3 separate regions of the Homo sapiens genome follow, and regions 2 and 3 are each linked to region 1. Evidence: chromatin loops called from intact Hi-C (ENCODE). Cell type or tissue: heart right ventricle. All regions are shown on one strand. Links, peaks and the distances in the headings refer to the core of each region. The heading gives the core; the rest is flanking DNA.

Region 1 (4,212 bases), core at 868-3,367:
GGGAACTGGGCAATTGATCGACCAGGAAAATACGAGGGCGGAGGGACCATGTTCACCTACAAGCGTCCAAATGAGATTTCGAGCACTGCCGGAGAGTCCTTTTTGGCGGAAGGTCCCACCAACGAGATCTTGGATGTCTACGTGAGTTTGGATGTTTCTGGACTGTTCTTTGGATTTTGAATCTTGTCACTTCTAAGGAACATACTCTGAACAAATAAGCAACAAATCATTGCCCATACTCAATAAAAACCCTTTGAGCAGAGCCTGTTGGAGGCACTCCTTGAATGCTTGGCGTTCATCTTTGCCTTTACTTCTGAATGGGCCCAGCTCACAGCAACCTCCAACTCCACCAGATGCTTATTACCTTCGGAGTTTATTGACCCAGTAAAACCAATTTTACTTGTTGAACCAAATCAGAGGCAAAACATGCCCTTTATTTCATGAGCATTGGATCTCCTCCAGGCACTTTCCTTATACTGCTAATTTGGCATGTTTTCTTTTTATGGCAAAAGAAAGCAAGAGCCTAAAGGAAGGCAGGACCGCTCCCAGCTCCCAGCCCTGTTCAGACTCTGAGAGCAAATGAAGAAAGGAGAGCTCCAGAGCCCTCCAGATGAAACAATAAAGCTGAGAGTCACAGTAGAGAGATTTACTAGAAGCTCCCTGCTTCATAGAAGACAAAACCTTAATTTCTTTTACGTGAAACTAAGATATTAAATTGCTCAAGAGTTTTAAATGGTCCTTACGTTCAAAGGAAACCACTAGAATTCAATCTTCTTAAAAGACCAGGAAATAAAGGGTGATAAGACATAAAAGCTTGAAATAACATTTTGATAAAAAGATTGAGATCACCCATGAATATACACATTATTTCTGTCCCCAAAGCTGAGCTGATTAACATATTTGCTGTGTCAGAGTTTTAGAAATATTATTAATTGCATTGTCATTACTTCTCCACCTACACACAGTTCTATGTCCTTTCCTCTTGGGCCTAGTAGACTCGAAATTACAAAGGAAGCCTTGTTGTAGTTTATTTTGGATTTTTTTTTTAGACTGTCCAGTTGGTTGGTTGAATCTGAATATATTTTAAATGGCATCAGAGGTAAAAACTCAGGTTGTTAAAGGCCTACTGTGGGTGGTCTAGGAATGGAAGCCAACAGCAATTTCATAAACGGGACAAGGTTTTGCACTGGCAGAATGCTCAGGCAGAAGAGGCACCAGAGAGGGAGGGAGGATTTCCAGCCACAGACCGAGAGGAAGATTGTGTGAAAAGGGAGTGAGGGGATGAGGGATACACAGCAGGAACCTGAGGTCACACAACCGTGTCCCTTGGGGATTCAGTGCCCACCACGTTTCTGCAACGCCGATGGTTTGATATTGGTTCCTGGGTAGGAGAATCCCAGGGGTTCTCAGGTCTGCCTTCCTTTGGGTAATTTATAAAATGAAGACCCATTTCATCAGTAGGGAGTGGCAAGAGATCATGGCATAAACAGGAAGAATAGACACAGGACCCACCATGCAGGAGTGACTCAGAGATGCTTCTAGCTGGAAAGGACCTTTGAAAGTGACATGATTCTAACCTCTTCCTTCCCCAAGGAAGAAATCAAAAACTGCAGGGTGAAGGGGCTTGCTCTAGGTTACACAGCTGGTCAATAGGAGAGCTGCTTTATAAAGCAGCAGAGACAGAAACATCAAACCCGACCGTGTCTCCTTGCACGGCTCATATTTACACTGTGGATTCTCATTCTGCTGCTGGGTTTAGCCCACCACCCTGCTCCCCATCAGGAAATCCATGGGCAGCAAAGACTGTGTGCTCTAAATCCAATAGGGAGGGACGTATTCTGTTGGGCCATGCTCATTTAATATGTTTTCAGCCCAGACAATGTTCAGCTGCTGACTTCCACAGTCCTACGTAGATTCCTGCTTGCCATCCTATTTTTGTCATCATTCCTAAGAGAATATGACCCAGCAAGAGTTGGGTCGCTTCTACTTGTTTTCCTGGCCCCATGTCTTTGTGTTTCTGGGGCTTTCCCTGAATAAGAGGGAGGGACCTGGGGGCCAGCCTCACCAGCCAGGTCAAGAACTTTGAGGGAACCTAAAGCATCCCGGGGTGGCTCTGTCCAGGAGGTCTGCTGCTTGTTCGCATGACTTTGTCACGCCACCTAGTGTTAAAACAGTTCTCCTGCAGTGTACACGTATTTATCTGTGTTGGATGTTTCAAGAGCACTGAGCAAAATCTAAGGACAGAAAGGTTCTGCTACCGTTGCTCCATCTTCTCCTTTGGAGTTTAGAAAATCTTGACTCTTAGCTTAGTCTTCTTCTGATTTGCTCGGCCTAAGTTCTTCATTCTTCAAAAGTAAATGACAAAAAGCCATCCAGGAATAACTTTGTTTAATCTGCCACAGGTTCACTGATATTACTGGATGCGTACTAGAGTGAACCAACCCAGTCATTTCTCAGTAGTTCTGCAAATGCCATTGAAACCCAGAAGGGGTGTGCATACGTGCCAAGTGCGGTAACACTGATTTTTGTGTCAGCAGATGATACACCAGCAGCCAAACCCAGGCGTGCACTACGAGTACGTGATCATGGGGACCAACGCCATCAGCCCCCAGGTGCCACCCCACAGGAGACCAGGTAGAATCCCTTGTCTTGTGGCCGGGGACTCTGGTCATTTCCTTGTAAAGCCTTCTCTCTCTCAATTCTTGTGCATCCACCCTCTGTCTCTCGGTCAACACAGAGAAAATTGAGGGACGCATATTTCAAAGCCAAGGGGCCTTGACATTGGAGCAGGCTTCACCATTTGTCTGAGCCTTCACTGATGAGACTGTTTCATTCACTCGATTCCAAAATGGCATGAGCATCCTGGGTCTGCCCTGCCAGTTCAACATTTGAAATGCTTTATACTAGTTTCCAGGCCAGACAAGGGGGCTCATGCCTGTAATCCTAGCACTCTGGGAGGCCGACGCAGGTGGATCGCTTGGGCCCAGAGGTTCAAGACCAGCCTGTGCAACATAATGAAACCCCTGTCTCTACAAAAAAAATTACAGAAATTAGCCAGGCATGGTGGTGTGTGCCTGCAATCCCAGCTACTCAGGAGGCTGAGGTGGGAGAATCATCTGAGCCCAAGGAGGTTGGGGCTGCAGTGAGCCGTGATCAGACCACTGAACTCCAGCCTGGACAACAGAGTGAGACCCTATCTCAAAATTAAGAAAAAACAACACAAATTTACTTTCTTAGAGCTCTGGAGGTTAGAAGTCTGAAGTGGGTTTCATTGGGACAAAATGAAGGTGTCATCAGGGCCCCTCTCTCTCCAGAGGCTCTAGGAGAGAACCCACTTCCTCGCCTTTTCCAACTTCTAGGAGCCACCTGCCTTCCTTGGTTCCTGGCCCCTTCCTCCACCTTCAAAGCCAGCAGGGTGGCACTTTCAAATCTCTCTCTGACCCTGGCCTCATCACATCTCCTCTCTGACTCTCATCTTCCTCTCTCTTTCCTTTATAAGGACCCTTCAGATTACACTGGGCCCACCCAAGTAATCCAGGATAATCTCTCCTTCTCAAAATCTGTAATTTAGTCTCACCTGCAAAGTCCATTTTTGCTATGTAAGGTAGCATGTTCACAGATTCCAGGGATTAGGATGTGGACATCTTTAGGGGGCCATTATCTGTCTACTATATGCCTTTTCTCTTGGTTCCCCTTTTGTTTCTGTTAATAATACTTTGACCTATAAGACAAGAATAATGAGTTCACACCTAACAATCCATGTTGAGTCTTCCTGGTGGGCTCTGCTTATGGACAGAGCAGGCAGCTTTCTCTCGGCTGGCACTGGGCATGGGACTGCTCTCTGAGTCTGCAGACATTTCTCTACCGGAGGATGATGGAGCCCACCACCCAAATGCAGGCAGTCTTTTCCTTCCTTAAAATAGGAAGGTCTGCAGAAGTATTCATGGTAATTATAGCTCACACACATTGAGTCCTTGCTGTGTGCAAGGGCTTAGAAACTGCTGTGCTGAGCTCTTTGCGTAGATTAGTTCTTTGAATTCTCATGACAGAGGGAGGTACTTGGAGGGAAGTACTATTATTAGCCTTATTTTAAGAGTAAGGAAATGGAAGCTTAGGAAGAGTAAGTTAATAATTGTCCTGATCTCACACCTGGGCAGTGACCTGAGGAGGGCCTGTGTGACCATACTTTGTGCTTGTTATATCACTGAGAGG
Region 2 (3,436 bases), core at 877-3,376, 160 kb before region 1:
GTGCTTTGTGAATTACACAGTTTGGTTCTATTCAATAGTTCCCTTTTTCCCTCAAATGCCACCTGTGAAATAAGTTAAACACCATACTGTTTTAATGTAAAAATATTTCCTCAAATCCACTGTATAAATTAATTACTCTTTGGGGAATAGGATAATCTAATTTCCCTTCTACAATGTGCTCCATTCATATGCTCTCCATTGCTGTAGAGGTAGGTTATGAATCAACTGTTTCTGAAGGATTATGAGCTATAATAAATGTCAATATGAGCTCTGATTGATTTCCTGCAGCCTCACTAGTTGTGACTTCATTTAGTAACTTAATACTAATTGTGTCGCTTTGATTACTTTGATTTTAGCTGTTTCCCCAGCACCTACTGGAGTGTCTAGGACAAGCAAGGATTCTAATGAATGTCTGTTGAATGAAGGGCTTTTAATCTTTTTAAAATGTTCCATAGAGGATTTTAGAGAAGTCGGAGTGAATGCCTGCAGTTCAGATGGGTATTGACTGAAGAGGCGAAACCATAATTTCAATTCTTGAGAAAGTAGCGCAGAACTTCTCTAGCTCACTACTGTATCGCAGTACCTCAGTGCACAGTAGACAGTCAGTGAATATTTGCTGACTGACCCTGTATTGTAGTGTCTGATGGTGAGCCACAGCCCTTAGTTCAAGTATATGCCTTAGAGAGTAATGCATCCCTTCATGTATGCATTCAACATTTATTAAGCCCCTATTGTGTGTCAATGCAATGGCAAACATTTATGATAGGCTCAAGTTTTGAACCTTGCAACAACCCTGGTAGATATTATTGTCATCCCCTTTTGCTGACAAGCAAAATGAGGCTTGGAAACACTAAACTATTTTTCATATAATTAAAAGGTATGCTGACTCCCTCATCTAGATCCTCATGATACCTAACACTAAGTTTTGGAAACACTAAACCAAGATCATATAATTAAAAAGGTACCATCCATCCAATTAAAAAGGATCCATCCTCACCTGGATCCTCATGGTACCAATAACTGGGTCCTGAATCTCCTTTCACTAACTAAGTCAGCAGCGATGGCTATGAAGGTGGGCATTAGGATGTCAAAGGGACTGTCACACATAGGTTTGCATCTCTGGCATCATGCTATGTGACCCTGAGCAGTCCGTTTGTCTGTCTGAGCCTCAGTTTGTAGTGCCCAGGTTAGAGGTGATACAAGACCTCTAAACATGAGGTCTTATATCTCATACATGACCGTGATCATCTCTTCACAGGAGGAGCTTCAAAGTCACATTTCCACAGGAATTGATATGGAAAGGCATGAACAGGTATAGCCATTTTTGTAATCTACCATAGCGATTGCCTGAAACTGTTACAATCTAGTCCATTTCTCTAGATATCCTGGAATATGTTCTGACCAAGCAGGACTGGCAGAAGCTGCATACCTGGACCACAGCATTATAGTCTTCTGTGGAATTACCTTTATGCTTGGGGCTTTAGCGATGCATCAGCCGTATATAGAGGAAGTTATAGGAAACCGAACTCATGCATCTCACTATCGTATTTACTACCAGCTTGTTGCTGAGGGCATTGTTCATTTTACTGCACCATGGGAGAGATTACTCTCTTGTCTCAGCACTAGGCAAACCTAGACTTCTCTAAAGCTGGGCTTGTTTGGTTTTTTCAATTTTATGGATTTGTAACTTAGGAAGCCAATGGATTTCTCTCTTCAAGTTGTCTGCTGGAAAGCTTAAGGCTGAATATGTGATCTACCACCAGCAAATACAAAGACCATGTGACATGTATTTTGGCACTGATTTCACTTTTAGCTTCATATTATTATTCCTTTAAACAGATCTCATCTGTACATACTTTAAGTTTTATTTTGTTTTAGTGATGAGCAAAAACTAGAAGGTAGCTTTGAATTGCATACTTTGTAAGTTGCCTAAAATCCTGTTTGAATACAGTAGGTGATAAATAAAATCACTAAAATGAATGAACAAGAAGAGTACCTTCATATACCCAGAAATGCACTGGAAATCGGGACATTTTGTTTCTTCGTCTTTAATAAGTTGTGTTTGAAGTCCTACATTGAGCCAAAATTCATACCTGGAAACTGAATTCTAGAAAGATTATTTTGGAAAGCCTGTAGTTACGTGTATTACCACTAGATGACCTTCCCTCATTATTGTCTCTAAAGTGGAGCTGCTAGTTATATGGACTTTCCAGAGGACTGTAGGAAATTTATGAATAATCCCTCTAAAGCAACAACGACAACAACAACAAAAAAGTCTACTTTATATGGTGTTGAGTGTACAAATATTTGGCAAAGGAATGAAAAAAGTTAGAAAGTTGTCTGTCTGTGGGCTAGGCTCTGCCTGCAAGATACTTACAATCTAGGTCAGAGGTTCCTAAATCCTTCTCAATGCCGTTTGCACTGGCCCTGAGGAAAGTGTGAAAATGAAGACTATTGTAGAGTCTTACATGAAGCTAAATTTGTTCATTTATATCACTTCTCTTTTATTATGAGATTATGTCCTCTGCAGTTTTTTGGTATTAAAATGTCTTTTATGAAAGGATAGTAAGAGTTAGATAGTAGTCTTTTTTGTGGAAAAAAAAAAAAATTGTTCTCACTTGACAATAAAAAGTGGACAAATCCATGGAGCCCTCAAAATTCTTTTTGGAAATTTTGTTCTATAAAATCCAATATTCTGAAAACCTGTGGTTGAATAAGAGAAAAATATTTAGTATAATCTTTCTCAATACATTTGCATGCATCAGGACCTTAACAGAAAATACTACCTGTTAGCATTTGCAGTTGAGCTCCTATTAAAAACCATGTTTGTTTGTTTGTTTTTAAAGATGTTTAGGAAAACAGTTTAAGGAACATTCTCCTTCCTCCCCTCTCACTGGGAATTCTGAATCTACTCTTTGAGCAAGTCAAAATACTTGGACCTCAGCTCAGGCCCCTCTACACGTCACCTCCAGAAAGCTACATTCTGCTACTATGTTCTTAGCTTTTATGAAAGATGAAACAGCCAATTAAAAATCTACTTCTGCCTTCATTTTGTTTTTTGTTAGGACAGTCATGTACATAGTACATACTATGAAATTATGTCAGTTTGATTGACAACCATTTGATTTTACTAAAACTCTGCCTCCTGAATTCAAGTGATTCTCCTGCCTCAGTGTTAAGGACACTTTCTCTTATATCACACAGTAGACGTTAAGGAAATTTTAGTATCCTTTCTAATTTCCTTTGAATTTATCTTTTCTCCCCCTTTCAGATAAAAAGATAACATGTTACCTTTTTTGCCTTGGCTACCAGTGGTCTCAAAGTCAGGTGTTGTACTCAGCCAGAACAGCTTTGTTATACCCTTAAGCTTGATATCTTTTCTGTTTCCTGGTTTCTTCCATTTTTATCAACCTTATAATGTCTTTTATTCAGAGCT
Region 3 (3,436 bases), core at 877-3,376, 180 kb before region 1:
ACGTTCAAACAGCAGTGTTAGCAAGACCTGGGGGAGAGGTAAGCCAAATAAAATATCTTGTCAGAAGTTGTATTTTTTTTCAGCATTATATTTCCTCTTCTATCTACCAAGAGGGATCAGGGAATGGAATTTTATGGGGTGCAAAGAGTAATGCTTTATATTACTTTTGTAGGCTTCTCTTGCCTTTTCTTATATGAAGACTTCTTTTCTTCTTGAAGAATTTTATACTTTCTAAAATGTCATTTTGAAGCTGTCTGTGCAGTTGCCACACTGGGAAGTTGCTCTGGCCTTGGTGACAGATGCCTGTAGCACGCACGCTTCTCCTGCTGTAGCAGAAAAAAAAAAAGATGTGCCATGTCAGATTTCGTTAGGGACTGTTACCTTTTGAGAATTTTTCTCCAGTGCTGCAGAGAGAATGTACATGCTAGGGGAATTGCTTTTCTTCCCTGCTTTTGCAACACTTCTCTCTTTTTTTTTTTCTTTGATGTGCTTAGAAAAATCTGTGCTTAACTTTCTATCATAGATTTGAAGAGGGAGAATGATATACAACAGGGCTAGGAGTGTACCCAGATGTACCTTAGCAGGGAGACATATTTTAAGTTCATGAGGATGATTTATTATTACTGGTTTAGTTCATGTGATTGTTGGGTACAGTTTTTTTTTTTTTTTAACATCAGTGATACCTCCTGGAGTCAGTTTTTGATGCAGGCAAAGAGATTGGGATAGATGATCATTGAGTCCAGAGAGGGAAGCACCTTGGTGTATCCACCCTCACCTGCAAACAAGCCTGCAACGTATTTCCCTCATCCACTCCTTTCCCTCCTTACCCTGATGCCTGAGTAACGAAAGGACAGCCTTTCTCCTGCATCCATCTTCGTCTTTGAAAAGCCAAATGAAAAGTGTATCTCCTAAAAAGGCCATGAGGCCACTTCACAGCTTTGCCTTTTGTTAGCCTTGTCAGGGACCAAGCAGGCTCTGAAAGCCTAATGTAATTACTTTCCCTTGTCTAAGAAGAGTGGAAGTGGGAGTGCTCCCAAGCCCACGGCTGCAAGGCTAGCTGTGGTTTCAGCAGGCTTGTTGCTCTGTTCAAAACAGACATGCAGCTCAGAGACATGCAGCAACGGGTCACTTGTTGTAGGCTTTTCACTTATTAGTTACTCATGTCCTCTGCTCTGTAGACATTTTCTGGGCCTGTGGGGGGATTGAGCCCTTGAATGGGAGCAGGAGGAACTGAATGGGTGAGTGATGCTGGAAGCTGAAAGCAGACCATTGCCCTCTAGTTGTAGTTGAAGTTCGCAATTTCCCTGTTGATTTTTTTCGTGTGTAGAGTGAATGACAAATGGGCTGGCCTCACTCAGCCTGGAGCATTTAAGCAGGCGAGAGGAGAGCTCATATGGAAAATATTTCTATCACCGCTGCATGCACATATGGTCTGGGGAGACCCCCGAACTGAGCAAATCACAGTGCTCCAGCAGCCCCTCAGTGGTGTGCCAATTATTCTTATTAACAGCAAGCAAAGGGCAGGCTTTAGTTACCTGCACACAGCTGACTCGTGGGGAAGGCCACGCCGGAATCTGTGTGCCCCTAGCCTTGTGTCACATGCAGAGTGGCAAATGGCTCTGCTTCACCTGACAATCAGCAAAGCAGATGAAAAATGAAAGGGATTATACAGGCTCACCCAAATCTTGGTGCTTTTCAGACAGTGCTCAGCGTTTGAGAGAGGAAGGCAGAGGTTTTGTCTTATGAGTTAAAAGTATGTGTGCTTAACATGAATAGCTAGAAAACCCGATCAGAGGTAGTGAGATGCCTGCCCTCCTGCCCCTTTGTTCCACTCTGCTTTGCTAAGTAAAGATCCTCTTGGGCCTCTTCCTCTTTTCTTTCTTGCTTTCCCTCTTTCCCCTAGTGTGTGCATGTGTGTGCATGCGTGTGTGAGTGCGTGTGTGTTTCTGTGCTGTTGGCTCCAGAACGCCTGAGCTCCTAGGAAATTATACAATTAGGATTCCTTTTTCCTTCTTGGAAATGAAATGATGAGGAAGGAGCATGAGTATGAGTAGCCCCCACCTCTTAAAAAGAATGTAGTTTATATAGAGCTTTGAAGAATGTGGCATTTATTTATAACAGCCTCTTTTTTATTGTCGTGTTACTTGCAAAACTTACCCATAAACATGTGGCGTCGTCACTAAGTCACCAGGATTTTCCTTTTCTCTGCCAGCTGGTTTTCTTGCAGGTTTTAATTATCTTCCCTTTGGATGTTCCTAAAAACACATGAGGAGAAGGAAGAATGGGTAAGAAAGCGTCATACACCTGGGGGCGCTTGGAGGGCTGTGTTCTCCACGTGGGGCTGGAAGCCAAGCGGCACACTCTGGGAAGCAGTTTACAGTCAGTTTTCTAGGGTGTGAGGTCCTTTCAGATAAGCAGGACCTGGCAGGTGGGGAGAGGAGGGCTGTGATGCAAAGCAAGCCTTGTTTGGCGTCCTGTGGCTGGCACTGTCAGTGCTGGTGACTGTGGTCCAAGGACAGAACAACCTGGTATGGTGTCAGTGCATGGGTTGGAGGACAGACACAGAAAAGAACTGTGCCTTCTTTAATTTTCCCATTGCCAGAGCATTAAACTCAGAACAGTGAGATCATGAGAATCCCTTTTGTCTTAGTCAAGGTTAGGGTGGCAGTCGTGTACACTTGTACAGATGGGGCGTATCCCCGAAAAGACTGTAAAGGACTTTTAAAGTCAAGCTGGACTTTTGAGGCATTTGTCAGCGTGGGGAGCGTGCCAACGTGCAGCTTCTTTGCAGGATGCAGCAGAATGGCGGGGAAGGGGAGGTGGGAATGGGAGGCTTGCATTTTCTTTCTTGAACTTGGACTTACCTTCTCAGATAAGACCAATGAGACATTGTTATATGTAGGGACAGGGAGGGAGATGCAACTAGAAATCTGCTACATTCCATATTTGGAATAATATGATAAATTCTGCAAAGTGTGGTCAAAAAGATGTTCTTTAATTTTCTTATTTTTGAGACAGAGTCTTGCTCTGTCGCCCAGACTGGAGTGCAGTGGCACAATCTCGGCTCACTGCAAGCTCCGCCTCCCGGGTTCACGCCATTTTCCCACTTCAGCCTCCCAAGTAGCTGGGACTACAGGTGCCTGCCGCCACGCCCGGCTAATTTTGTTTTTGTATTTTCAGTAGTGATGGGGTTTCACTGTGTTAGCCAGGATGGTCTCAATCTCCTGACCTCGTGATCCGCCCACCTCAGCCTCCCAAAGTGCTGGGATTACAGGCGTGGATGTTCTTTAATTTTGACGGTACAGTATGGCAAAACCTATCAAAATGAAAAATAAATATCTTAGCTGCTGATGGGTACAGACAAGGTTTCTTTTCATGGTGATGAAAGTGTCTTGGAATTAGGTAGTGGTGATGGTTGCACAATTTTGTGACTATC

What was found. A loop is a pair of places that touch in the nucleus more often than their neighbours do. Peaks named below come from ENCODE experiments on the same cell type or tissue, not always from the same donor. Only the 100,000 strongest peaks of a DNase experiment are listed, where the experiment ranks them.
Region 2: a loop joins it to region 1, with 7 times the contacts of the local background. A loop is called at or near these places in 43 of 110 quality-filtered maps.
Region 3: a loop joins it to region 1, with 2.4 times the contacts of the local background. A loop is called at or near these places in 15 of 110 quality-filtered maps.

What each region holds. Positions count from the first base shown.
Region 1 is chr15:71,728,584-71,732,795 of GRCh38, forward strand. It overlaps THSD4 (thrombospondin type 1 domain containing 4), which reads left to right. Exons shown (of 18, transcript NM_024817.3): 9 at 1-141; 10 at 2,538-2,634. Among named protein-coding and RNA genes, the nearest start is that of THSD4-AS2, 39 kb to the left of the region's middle. In heart right ventricle, for the core only: a CTCF peak has its summit at 2,163 (motif pointing left); a DNase peak (open chromatin) is centred at 2,106; H3K27ac peaks cover 1,254 bases.
Region 2 is chr15:71,573,512-71,576,947 of GRCh38, forward strand. The region is part of intron 7 of THSD4 (thrombospondin type 1 domain containing 4); the gene reads left to right. Among named protein-coding and RNA genes, the nearest start is that of THSD4-AS2, 120 kb to the right of the region's middle. In heart right ventricle, for the core only: a CTCF peak has its summit at 2,154; no DNase peak of the experiment used is centred there.
Region 3 is chr15:71,547,444-71,550,879 of GRCh38, forward strand. The region is part of intron 7 of THSD4 (thrombospondin type 1 domain containing 4); the gene reads left to right. Among named protein-coding and RNA genes, the nearest start is that of THSD4-AS2, 140 kb to the right of the region's middle. In heart right ventricle, for the core only: no CTCF peak of the experiment used is centred there; a DNase peak (open chromatin) is centred at 2,428; H3K27ac peaks cover 1,048 bases.